3 separate regions of the Homo sapiens genome follow, and regions 1 and 2 are each linked to region 3. A link is a contact called in ENCODE Hi-C data. All regions are on one chromosome and are shown on one strand. Each heading gives the region's core, a stretch centred on a gene start or an enhancer-like site at or near the end of the contact. The rest is flanking DNA. Distances are from core to core; before and after follow the strand shown. Region 1 holds the start of TACSTD2 (tumor associated calcium signal transducer 2). Region 2 overlaps FGGY (FGGY carbohydrate kinase domain containing). Region 3 holds the start of LINC01358 (long intergenic non-protein coding RNA 1358).

Region 1 (3,724 bases), core at 202-2,701, 440 kb before region 3:
TCCCATCTAAACTCATTTAAGCCTTCACAATGTCGCAATGGATTCAGTTACTTGCAAACGATCCCGGGTTGTCATACAGATACTTGTTTTTTACACATAACGCTATGCCATCCCTTCCTTCACTGCCCCAGTCAGGTTTCCTGTTGTTGGACCGAAAGGGGATACATTTTAGAAATGCTTCCTTCAAGACAGAAGTGAGAAAGAAAGGAGACCCTGAGGCCAGGATCTATTAAACCTGGTGTGTGCGCAAAAGGGAGGGGGAAGGCAGGAATTTGAAAGGATAAACGTCTCCTTTGCGCCGAGGAATCAGGAAGCGTGACTCACTTGGGTCTGGGACGATACCGAAATCCGGTACCCCACCCCATCCCCTGCCCCGCCGGGTACCTACAAGCTCGGTTCCTTTCTCAACTCCCCCAGTTCCTTGATCTCCACCTTCTTGTACTTCCCCGACTTTCTCCGGTTGGTGATCACCAGGACGGCCATGCCGGCGACGAGGGCCACCACGACCACCACGATGACGGCGATGAGGCCGGCGGTGAGGCGCTTCATGGAGAACTTCGGGGGAATCTCGTCCAGGTAATAGATGAGCGTGCGCTCCACCTGCAGGGGTTCTCCGCGCACGCGCAAGTCCAGGCCGCCGCGGCCCTGGAATAGAGACTCGCCCTTGATGTCCCTCTCGAAGTAGTAGGCGGCATCGCCGATATCCACGTCACCGGCGGCCTTCTGAGACGTGTTCTGCCGCAGCTCGATCTGGATGGTGGGCTGCTCGTAGTGCACGGCCGCCACGAACTTGGGGTGCAGCCGATAGCGCTCGCGGAAGAGCCGCCTCAGCTCGGCGTCCAGGTCTGAGTGGTTGAAGGCGCCGGCGGTGGGGCGGTGGCGCAGGTCAATGAGGATGTGGTGGGTGCGCACCAGCTCATCGCAGCGTAGGCTCAGGTCGCCCTTGTCCGTGCGGCGCACGCCCACCGAGTTCACGCACCAGCACACCGACGTCTGGTTGCACTGGCGCGCCTTGAAGCGGCCCTCGGGGTCGCAGTCGGGGTCGTAGAGGCCATCGTTGTCCACGAGCGCGTGCTCACTCGGCCGCACCAGCGTGCGGGCGTTCTTGGGGGCGCTCATGCGCGCCTTGAGCAGCAGACACTTGGAGGTCAGCGTGGAGCAGTCGACCGCCATGCCCGAGCCCAGCGCGCGGCACTGGCAGCGGCCGCCGGGGCCGTCGGGGCTGCACACGGTCATCTTGTTGGTGGGACACGTGCAGTTGTCCTGCGCGGCCGTGTGGCCGGTCACCGCCGCCAGCACCAGCAGCAGCAGCGGCAGCCGCAGCGGTGGCGGCGCGAGGCCGGGGCCCCGAGCCATGGTGGGGCGGAGGAACGCGGACCGGACGCGGGCGGATGAGGCGCGGGGACTCGTCGGGGCTCGGGCTCCGGCGTCTGGGATGGTCTGCAGGCGTCTGCCGCCCGGCCGCTCCCTCCGGCTCTTATACTCTACCCGACCTGCCCGGCTGGTTCCACCACCGACCGTCCCCACTGGTATTTGGGTGACACATCCCGCCCCCCTCCCCGTCCCACGGAAGGCCAAGCCGGCCCTGCGCCGCCCGCGATAGGATCAGAACAGGGAAGCTGCTCCCGCCTCCTCCGGACCGAAAGCCGGGAAGGGGAGAACCGATACTCACCTGTAGGCTTCTGGGGACCCGCCCTCGGCGCGGCCTCCTGCTACAGACCTGGCGCGTCTGGGCCGCTCTCCCGGCAGAAAGTCTAAAGAGTTTCATTGCAAAGTGTGGCTCGCGACTGTCGCGCTCTCCTCTATACGCGACTCCCTTTTCGTTCTTTCCCAGCCCCAGCCCTCCCTTAATTTCTCTCACTCCCTCTCTTCTTTGTCCAGTTCTCACAGTAGCACACGTTTATATAGTTTACAGTTCACAAACATTATCTCATCCTAACACCAGTCCTGACAGGTAGGGACTATCAGACCCGTTTTATAGGTGGTACTGATGAGGCTTAAAGACCTGAAGTCACACTGCTATCAACTTCCTCATATTTCTGAGAGGGGTCTTTGGCACCCTGCCTAGGAGTGATGAGACCTTAAATAAAGTGTTTGTGGACACGAAGTGACACAGAATCTGAAGGGAAGTTAGGGAAGCAGTTCTGTTACTCACCATATCAAGGGTAAAACACAGGTATCCTGGTGTCCAGAGGGTTAAAAGTTCTGTTAAACACTAATTTTCTGTACCTCACACAAGCGCACACACACAGGCACACACGCACATAATATTTATTTGTGCACTGGCTATAAAGAGACAAACAGGAACAAATTCTTAAAGAGCCAGCAAGACTGTAAAGAGTTTTTTGTACAATTTGATTCTAACACAGCAAATCGTTGCTTTTCTTTTCCTGTATCCCACGTAAGTAGCTGAACCATGTAAATAATGAAAGAATGGAGCCTGTGAGAAATTGCTTGTCTGCCACTGTGTGGCTAGTTTCATGGCATACAGGGGTTGCAATCTCTTTTTGAGTCATTGAGAAAGTCTAGAGTTTCAAAGCTGTGGTAAAATTAACAATAATTAGCAAGCTATAATTATTCCCAGGTCCTCCATCAAAGCACATTTTATATGTTCAGCATTTAATGTGCACCACCAGTCGTGCAAGGGTGTTGTTTAGCAGATGAAAGCCAGCTGGGCCTCTGTCCCATTAATTTTCACGCAATTCCTGAGGCAGGAAGATTGAAATATATTCTGCCTTGACAGACAGAGGAAGCAGAGACATGTGAGGGACAATTTCTTTTTTCTTTTTTTTTTTTGAGACGGAGTTTTGCCCTTGTTGCCCAGGCTGGAGTGCAATGGCGTGATCTCGGCTCACCACAACCTCCGCCGCCCAGGTTCAAGCAAGTCTCCCGCGTCAGCCTCCCGAGTAGCTGGGATTACAGGCATGAGCCATCAAGCCTGGCTAATTTTTTTTTGTATTTTTAGTAGAGACAGGGTTTCTCCATGTTGGTCAGGCTGGTCTCAAACTCCTGACCTCAGGTGATCCGCCCACCTCAGCCTCCCAAAGTGCTGGGATTACAGGCATGAGCCACCACGCCCGGCGAATTTTTTTTTTTTTTTTTTTTTTTTTTTTTTTTTTTGAGACGGAGTCTCGCTCTGTCACCCAGGCTGGAGTGCAGTGGCATGATCTCAACTCACTGCAAGCTCCACCTCCTGGGTTCATGCCATTCTCCTGCTTCAGCCTCCTGAGTAGCTGGGACTACAAGCGCCTGCCACCACGCCCGGCTAATTTTTTTGGTATTTTTAGTAGAGACGGGGTTTCACCGTGTTAGCCAGGGTGGTCTCGATCTCCTGACCTCGTGATCCGCGTGAGGGACAATTTCTTATCCACAAACATGAGGAATTGTGGGATAGTCCTCTGCTGTCTATCCCCACTGTCTCTGTTCAGGTCTTCCTTGGACAGATATCTGAGTCAGGTTCTAGTTTCTTTTCCCCTCTCCGACCTCGGTCCACCCTGCATCCAAGAAGACTTTCTAAATCAGAAGTCTGTGCCCACCTCCTCTCTGTTAAGTAGAGTGAGGGGGGTGCTCTCGGCTCTCCAGATAAAATTCATGCTTCTTATATTAGCCCTTAAGATCATTCCTATATGATGTTATAGGCAAGCTACGTCTCTGTGCCTTAGTTTTGTCATCTGTAAAATGGGGATAATAAAAGTACCTACCTTACAAGGTAGGTTTTATAGTT
Region 2 (3,620 bases), core at 626-3,125, 330 kb after region 3:
TTGAGGAACTTTGGGAGATATAACACAAATCTATACAGAAAAGTACAGGATTTGGAGCCAAACTTGCATTTAAATTTTTCTGTACCACTTACCAATTGTGGGATCTTGGACAAGCTAAAATCAACTTCTCTGAGTCTCAGTGTGCTGAGCTATAAAATGAGGACAATAGTATCAGTCTTGTAGAGTTATGAGTTAGTGAGGTATTTGTAAAGTGGCTTATATAGTAGATACTCAAATGGTACTTTATTTTCATTATCATTGTGTTTAAAAGTGCTTGTTTCTACTGATGGGCATTTCAGTAACATCCTATCACTAACTGAGATAATTTTAAAGACTAAAATATCCTATTTCATGGGGCTGGCCATAATGAGTGATATGTTTTTTCCTGTTTTATTAAGGAAAATTCTAGAAACCATCATCAAAGTTTCTAGAGACAATCATAGAAAATAGAGAATAGAAGAGCACAGAACATATTTTCAGTCATTCATTTATTTGAATCACCCACATCCTATGTGTAATACCAATTCCAAAGGCAGCCAACTTCGAGCTGTAAAGCTGATTAACTTACTTGAGTACCTTCTACTTGTTTCCCTTGACATTTACCAGTGCCGCCAGTCTCAGAATGTTTTTACTTCACAAGAGTTATTTTATTTAATCTTTACAGCAGTCTGTGGGACAGATATTATCTCTTTTTATATTACCAGATGAGGAAACTGAAGCTCAAAAAAGTTAAATAACTTACTCGTGGTCTCATACTATGTAAGCAAACCCATGTCAAGAGCCACACCATTAGCTCTGTTCCCTCATCTGCTACCTTATGGGAACCTGTGCACTTTCAGTGTGGGAATCCAGAAGTGGTCTCTGCCACCAAGAAATTACAGTCTAGTTAAAGAATAAAGATACAGAGCAACCAAGCAGTAAGAGCAGAACAAGAAAATAGATGAAAATAAGAGCTAAAGCGTATGTAGTGCTTGTTAATACATCTGGTACTTTTCTAAGCATTTTACCCATGATAATTCATTTATTTCTCACAGCTACCCTATAATTATTGTATTTTTCTTTTCTTTTCTTTTTTTTGAGAGGGTCTTGCTCTGTCACCCAGGTTGGAGTACAGTAGCACAGTCTTGGCTCATTGGAACCTTTGCCTCCCAGGCTTGAGCGGCTCTCCCACCCCAGCCTCCTGAGTAACTGGGACTACAGGCACACACCACCATGCCCAGATAATTTGTGTATTTTTTTGTAGAGATGAGGTTTTACCATGTTGCCCAGGCTGGTCTCAAACTCCTGAGTTCAAGTGATCCACCCACCTCGGCCTCCCAGAGTGCTGGGATTACAGGTGTGAGCCACTGTGCCCAGCCTAATTATTGTCTTTTACAGATGAGGAAACAGGCACAGAGACTTTAAGCAACTTGCCCAAGGTCACTCAGCTAATAAGTGGCAAGGCTGGGATTTGAACTTTGGCATTTCACATCCAGAGTACGGGCTTATCACCATTTTGCTCTACTGCCTCTTTCAGCGTTTGCTTTGCAGGCTTTGCATAAACTAGTTTAGGGAAGAAATTTGTGGGTGATGGCTTCGGGAGGATCTGAGGCTGTGAACAATGGTCAGTAGCTTCATTGTTTCATTTAAGAAATACTGAGTGTCTCCTGTGTGAGAGGCACTTTGCTGGGCGCTGGAGATGCCAAGGTGAATGAGTGGGATAAGGGCCCTGGGGTAGGCTTCTGGGAACTTAGAGTCTAGTGTAGAGAGGCAGAAAATAGACACACACAAAGTAATTTTGTTTTCTGGAAAATGCTACGAAGGAAAAACACAGATGAACAGATTTGGCATAGCGAGTGTGGGCCTCTCTTGGGAGTTTTTGTTTGACCTGAATGATGAGATAGGAAGGAGGAGCAACAGATTCACTGTGGGGGAGGAAAGCACCTCATGAGATCAGCAAAGGAGGTCAGCTGGGCCAGGAGGGTATGAGCAAGGCACAGAGGCGTAGGAGGGGGTTTGGCGAAGTGGGCAAAGGCTGCTGCATGCAGCCTTGAGGCCAGGGGCAGGAGTTTGAGTTTTATTCCAAGATCAGTGGGAAATGGTTGATGGGCTTTAAACATGGGTGTGACACAGTATGTTTTATGACCTTAAAAAAATCATTCTGGCATATGTGCTAGGTAGATAGTAAATATTTGTATAGCAACAACAAACTTCATACTGTTTTTTTTTTATTATTATACTTTAAGTTTTAGGGTACATGTGCACAACGTGCAGGTTTGTTACATACTGTAATGTTAAAGGGAAGAAAAGTTAGAAGACTAATGAACAGTCTTATAAATACATTTGTTTAAAGAAACTATCAGTATGGAAAAAAAGACTGGCCATATACACACAAGAAAACATTAATACTGGTACACTGTTCATGGTTGGAAGAGTTTGCTACTGTTTTAGCACAATGCTCATGCTTTTATTACTTAGTAATTTTCCATTCAAAGCTTGTAGTCATAGCTAACCTTTCTGGTTGACAACACTTCATTATTGAGCAAGGGATTTTTTTTTTTTCTTTTTGGGCTTATTTTCCTAAAAAGCAACATGCTAGGGACTTCACAGGCAGAATTTTATCTCTGCCCTTTAGTGACACAGTGTAACAGCATGCTGTTTTACTGTATCTGTGTGGCAGTATGAGGAAACCAAGACTCAGAGGACTTAAGTAGCATCCCCAAAGCTACACAATAGTAGGTTGTAGAGCCCAGATTCTCACCTAGTCCAGTCTGCCTCCAGCTCCTGGGATCTAACTATTGCCTCTCACTGCCTGCTTTTAAAGGGCACTCATTTCTTCCCACTTGCCAGGGCTACAGGCTGGCAGACCACTGGCTGAATCTGGTCCCCAATCAGGTTTAGTTTGACCTACCATGTGCTTGGAAAAAAAAAATAAACAATTTTAAATTAGTTTCCAATATTTAAAAATTGAGAAATTTTATCTGAAAATTCAGATTATTTATTTTCCTGAATAAATAATGAAAGAACTTGGCAATACAGGGTCCACACTTCCATGCAGAAGGGAACGGCTGGAGCTGAATAGGGGCTGCCTTCTTTAGAAGGGGTCGGCATTCTTCATTTTGCAGCAGTCCTCACCCAGCCTGCTACACTCATTTCCTTTTTCAGCCCTACCCCTCTGAGCACTTGAATTTGAGACTTAGGCTGTGGGAATTTGTTCAAGGAATCTGTCATTACTTTTCCTCTAGCAAGCGCTTAGAGAAATGGAAAGGCATTCCAGATGGCGAATTTCTTGGTCCAGGGCTCTCATGATTCCATGCCTGTATTCTCTCACACCTCTGGGTCTTTGCTCAGGTTTTTCCTTCTGCCTGGCAAACTTATAGTAATTTCTTCCTTCACCAGGAAAACTTATAATAATAGTTCAAAACCCAGCCTTCACTGCCTCCAGGAAGCCTTCCTTGACTTAGGGTCCTACACTCTGTCCCCTGTGGCATTCTATGCTTATCTCTACCCTAGAATTTATTGCATTACATTGTGCTGTATTTATCTCAGTGTCCCTAGCCTCCAGAGCAATGTTTAAATTCTAACATTAATAACTTATTATATATTTTGATGGGTGGATGAATGAGCGGATGAACTTATTA
Region 3 (3,369 bases), core at 95-2,594:
GCTCGTTCTCTCTGGTTCTGTCTCCCCACCCCCACCCACTTGGGTGATATTTTAACATCTTTTAAATGAAGCATGTTTGTTTGATCTCATTTATGCTAAACAATGCTTATGGAACTATTTCCTCTTGTTCCCCAGGCCATACTCATGTCCCTACCCTTCAGCAATGATTGAGGACCTAGCTCCTCGGTTATCATTTTGGGTAAGATGGGCCCATCCAGTGGACAACAAGCACTGGATCTGTAACCACAGCCATCTGGGTTTGAGTTCATACTCCTTCATTTCCCAGCGAATGCTTAACCTCTTTCATCCCTGGTTTCCCTGTCTGGAAAATGGGTCCAGGACAGTGCCCACCTTAAGGGCTTGTTGTGAGAATCAAAAGAGCTAGTTCATAAAAGTGCTTTGAAAGGGCCAGATGTATCCTGAGTAGTCAATGGCAGTTGTCTACCACAATCGACACTCTTTGTATAGTTATTGTCAACCAGCCATAACTATTGTTACATGTTACATGAGTTTCCATGGCTCTCCAGATCTCCCTACCCTTCTGTACCCACCTCTGCACCCTAGGAGGCCGACCTGCATGGGCCCCATCAATGATCTCCCTTGCCTTCTAGCTCCCAATTGTGCCCAGCCTTTGCAAGTTACCAGCAAGAGATGCAGGGAGTGGCAGGAGAGTGAGGATGGGGGATTTATTCTCCCTGCTCCCTCCTTTTAGGATTTTGCTAGGGCTTGGCTGCTTTCTTCTCATGAAGGCAGCCTCTTTTTGGGGAGCCCTCTCCCTACAACTCCCGTCTTTTTGTTCCAGGAACTGCTCCCTCTTCTTGCCTTTTAAGAGATAGGGAAGGTAATGACTGCCTGCTGTTATAAGCCCCAGAGTTTCCTTTGCATCTAAGTAAATGATCTTTTCCTTAAATTCCCTCCAAGTTACACAGTTTGAGTGTACCATCCATTTTTTGCTAGAACACTGACTGAGACAACTTTTTTTTCAAATACTGGGACTGCTGGCTTCACAGACCGAGACTCCATCCTGATAAGGAAGCCCTTGTCCCTTGTCCCACTGGTTAGCTCTAGAACATTCAGCAAGGTGATCACATTGTCACAAGACCACTTCTTTTTCATTCTGCATGAAACTGAAAATGTCAAGAAAATTTCTGAGTTTAATAGACAACATGATCATACTCCAGACTAGAAAATGAAACCAAAACCAATTGACCTAGGCAGAAAGTTAGGTTGTAACGGGTTTCCTGCAGCCAAAGAGCCATGAGTCACAGCAGCTGGCTCAAGGCTGGGAGGGGAAGTAAAACACTAAATCTAAGGACCACTCTATTCACCCTACAGTGACTGCTCTTTTTCCCTCCTGCCACAGTCCAGGGTAGGAGATACTTCTCCAGGCTCTCACTTATGGGGGCTTTCCTGCTGGCTACATCACTGAAATGGAATCTCCTAGTGGCCCTTCTCCCTCTACAGCTCTGGTGTTACACTGAAAAACTAGAAGGTCAGTCCCTTTTATATTTACCACCATTAAGGTTGCAGGAGCCCAGCATGTCCCCATAGGCCTCCTTCTCCATTCTCCTCTTCCCCTTGTTTTGTGCCTGGTTTGTTTCCTGTCCAAATTGGGTCCTCCTTTTCTAGACCATGAGCTTGCTGAGGTCAGGGAATGAGTCTTCGTATCCTTGGTACCCAGTTCAGAGCCTGCCTTTAGGGAGTGTTTACTCTAGCACTGTGGTTAGGCAAAGAGATGTGAGTTTGAGTCTTGGTTTCCTTAGTCTTTTATCACTCACTTCTCAAATTAAGCCATTTGTATTTTTTTTTCTCTCTCTCTCTTTAGAGACAGGGTCTCACTCTGTCACCCAGGCTGGAGTGCAGTGGTGCAATCATAGCTCACTGCAGCCCTGAACTCCTGGGCTCAAGCCATCCTCCTGCCTCAGCCTCCCAAATAGCTAAGACTACAGGTGCACATCAATGCCTCTGGATAATTTTTTTTTTTAATTTCTGTAGAAACAGGGTTTCACTATGTTGCCCAGTCTGGTCCCAAACTTCTGGTCTCAAGCAGTCCTCCTATCTCAGCCTTCCAAAGTGCTAGGATTATAGGCATGAGCCACTACATTCAGCTACTGCTTGTATCTTCTGATTCTTGTTTTGATACCACTGACCTTAGGTAGGGTATTTTATCTTCCTGAATTTTATTTTTCTATGTGTATAAAGGAGATTAAATTATCCTTCTAATAGGCTTGTTGTGGGGATTAAGTGAAATAGTGTATACAAAGTTCTTAGCATACTTTGAAGCTATTATTTTTATTATTATGCTAGTAAATAAAACTTTCTGGAATTAGAGACTCACATGCCTGTTTGTCTACAGTTTCAAAACAGACAAGGGAAAAAGAGAAACATCAGAAAGTCTGATTAAAGTAGAAGCATCATATTTCTATCAACGTATCCACTGTGCTTGGTAAGTGGCAGTCTCTCGTCCTGTAAGAGACTTGGGCTTTGAAAAGGGCTTTGGATCTCAGATCTGTCGACATGGGCCTTGTCATGAACCTCAGCTTCCTCATCTCCAAAACTGCTATAGGCCAGGCAAGGTGGCTCACGCCTGTAATCCCAGCACTTTGGGAGGCCGAAGCAGTTGGATTGCTTGAACTCAGGAGTTTGAGACCAGCCTGGGCAACATGGTAAAACCCCATCTCTACCAAAAATACAAAAAAAAAAAAAATAGCTGGGTGTGCCCGTGGACACAGCTAACTGGGAGGCAGAGGTGAGAGGATTGCTTAAGCTCGGGAGGTGGAGGCTGCAGTGAGACAAGGTCATGCTACTCCACTCCAGCGTGGGTGACAGAGCGATACCCAATCTCGAAAAAAAAAATGGTATAGTAATAGCCTCCGCTTGAGGTTACTCTTTCACTGAATGATAAGTGAGCACCTACTGTGTGTCAGACGTTACTCTAAGCTGCAGACACAGCCTCAAAAAAGACAAGCTAACCCCTGCCACCATGGGGCTTATATTTTAATTGGGAAAGGGGCTGGAAAAGACAGACAATAGACAAATCAATAAATTCATTAAAAAGCTAACTTCAGGAATTGATAGGTGTTATGGGGAGAATGAAAGAGGACCCTGGGATATAGAATGACTTTGTGGGGGAATCAGGTTGGGATCCCTGGATCAGGTGGTCAGGGTGGGACTCTCAGAGAAAATGACTTTTGAATTTAAATAAGAATGAAAAGAAAAAGCCAACCGTAGGCAGACCTGGGGACGGCCAGTGCAAAGGTCAGAAGTGAGACAAGGTCATAGAGTAACCAGGGTTAAAATAAGGTGATGCGGCCTAACTGGCCAGAACAATGCCTGACAAAGGTGCTGCTTTCCCCAATATCTTCAAAT

What was found. Hi-C counts contacts between places; a loop is a spot of excess contacts on that map. Pooled maps may share reads with other maps.
Region 1: a map with no recorded cell type shows a loop between it and region 3 (5-fold over the local background). The contact joins the promoter of TACSTD2 here to the promoter of LINC01358 in region 3. A Hi-C loop is called at or near these places in 5 of 37 single-sample maps with no recorded cell type and 5 of 50 pooled maps.
Region 2: a loop to region 3 is called in a pooled map, with 2.6 times the contacts of the local background. The contact joins the enhancer-like site here to the promoter of LINC01358 in region 3. A Hi-C loop is called at or near these places in 4 of 37 single-sample maps with no recorded cell type and 4 of 50 pooled maps.

Annotation. Positions count from the first base shown.
Region 1 is chr1:58,575,801-58,579,524 of GRCh38, forward strand. It overlaps TACSTD2 (tumor associated calcium signal transducer 2), which reads right to left and starts at 1,452. Exons shown (of 1, transcript NM_002353.3): 1 at 1-1,452. The coding sequence starts at 1,356. The coding sequence ends at 385. RefSeq lists enhancers at 220-915, 916-1,610.
Region 2 is chr1:59,353,021-59,356,640 of GRCh38, forward strand. All of the region lies in intron 4 of FGGY (FGGY carbohydrate kinase domain containing), which reads left to right. Among named protein-coding and RNA genes, the nearest start is that of FGGY, 58 kb to the left of the region's middle. Within about 2 kb of position 1,876, at least 10 of the 41 ENCODE cell types and tissues checked have a DNase peak (open chromatin) inside an H3K27ac peak, as active enhancers do.
Region 3 is chr1:59,019,132-59,022,500 of GRCh38, forward strand. It overlaps LINC01358 (long intergenic non-protein coding RNA 1358), which reads left to right and starts at 1,345. Exons shown (of 3, transcript NR_110626.2): 1 at 1,345-1,492; 2 at 2,357-2,446. RefSeq lists enhancers at 1,027-1,076, 1,107-1,216.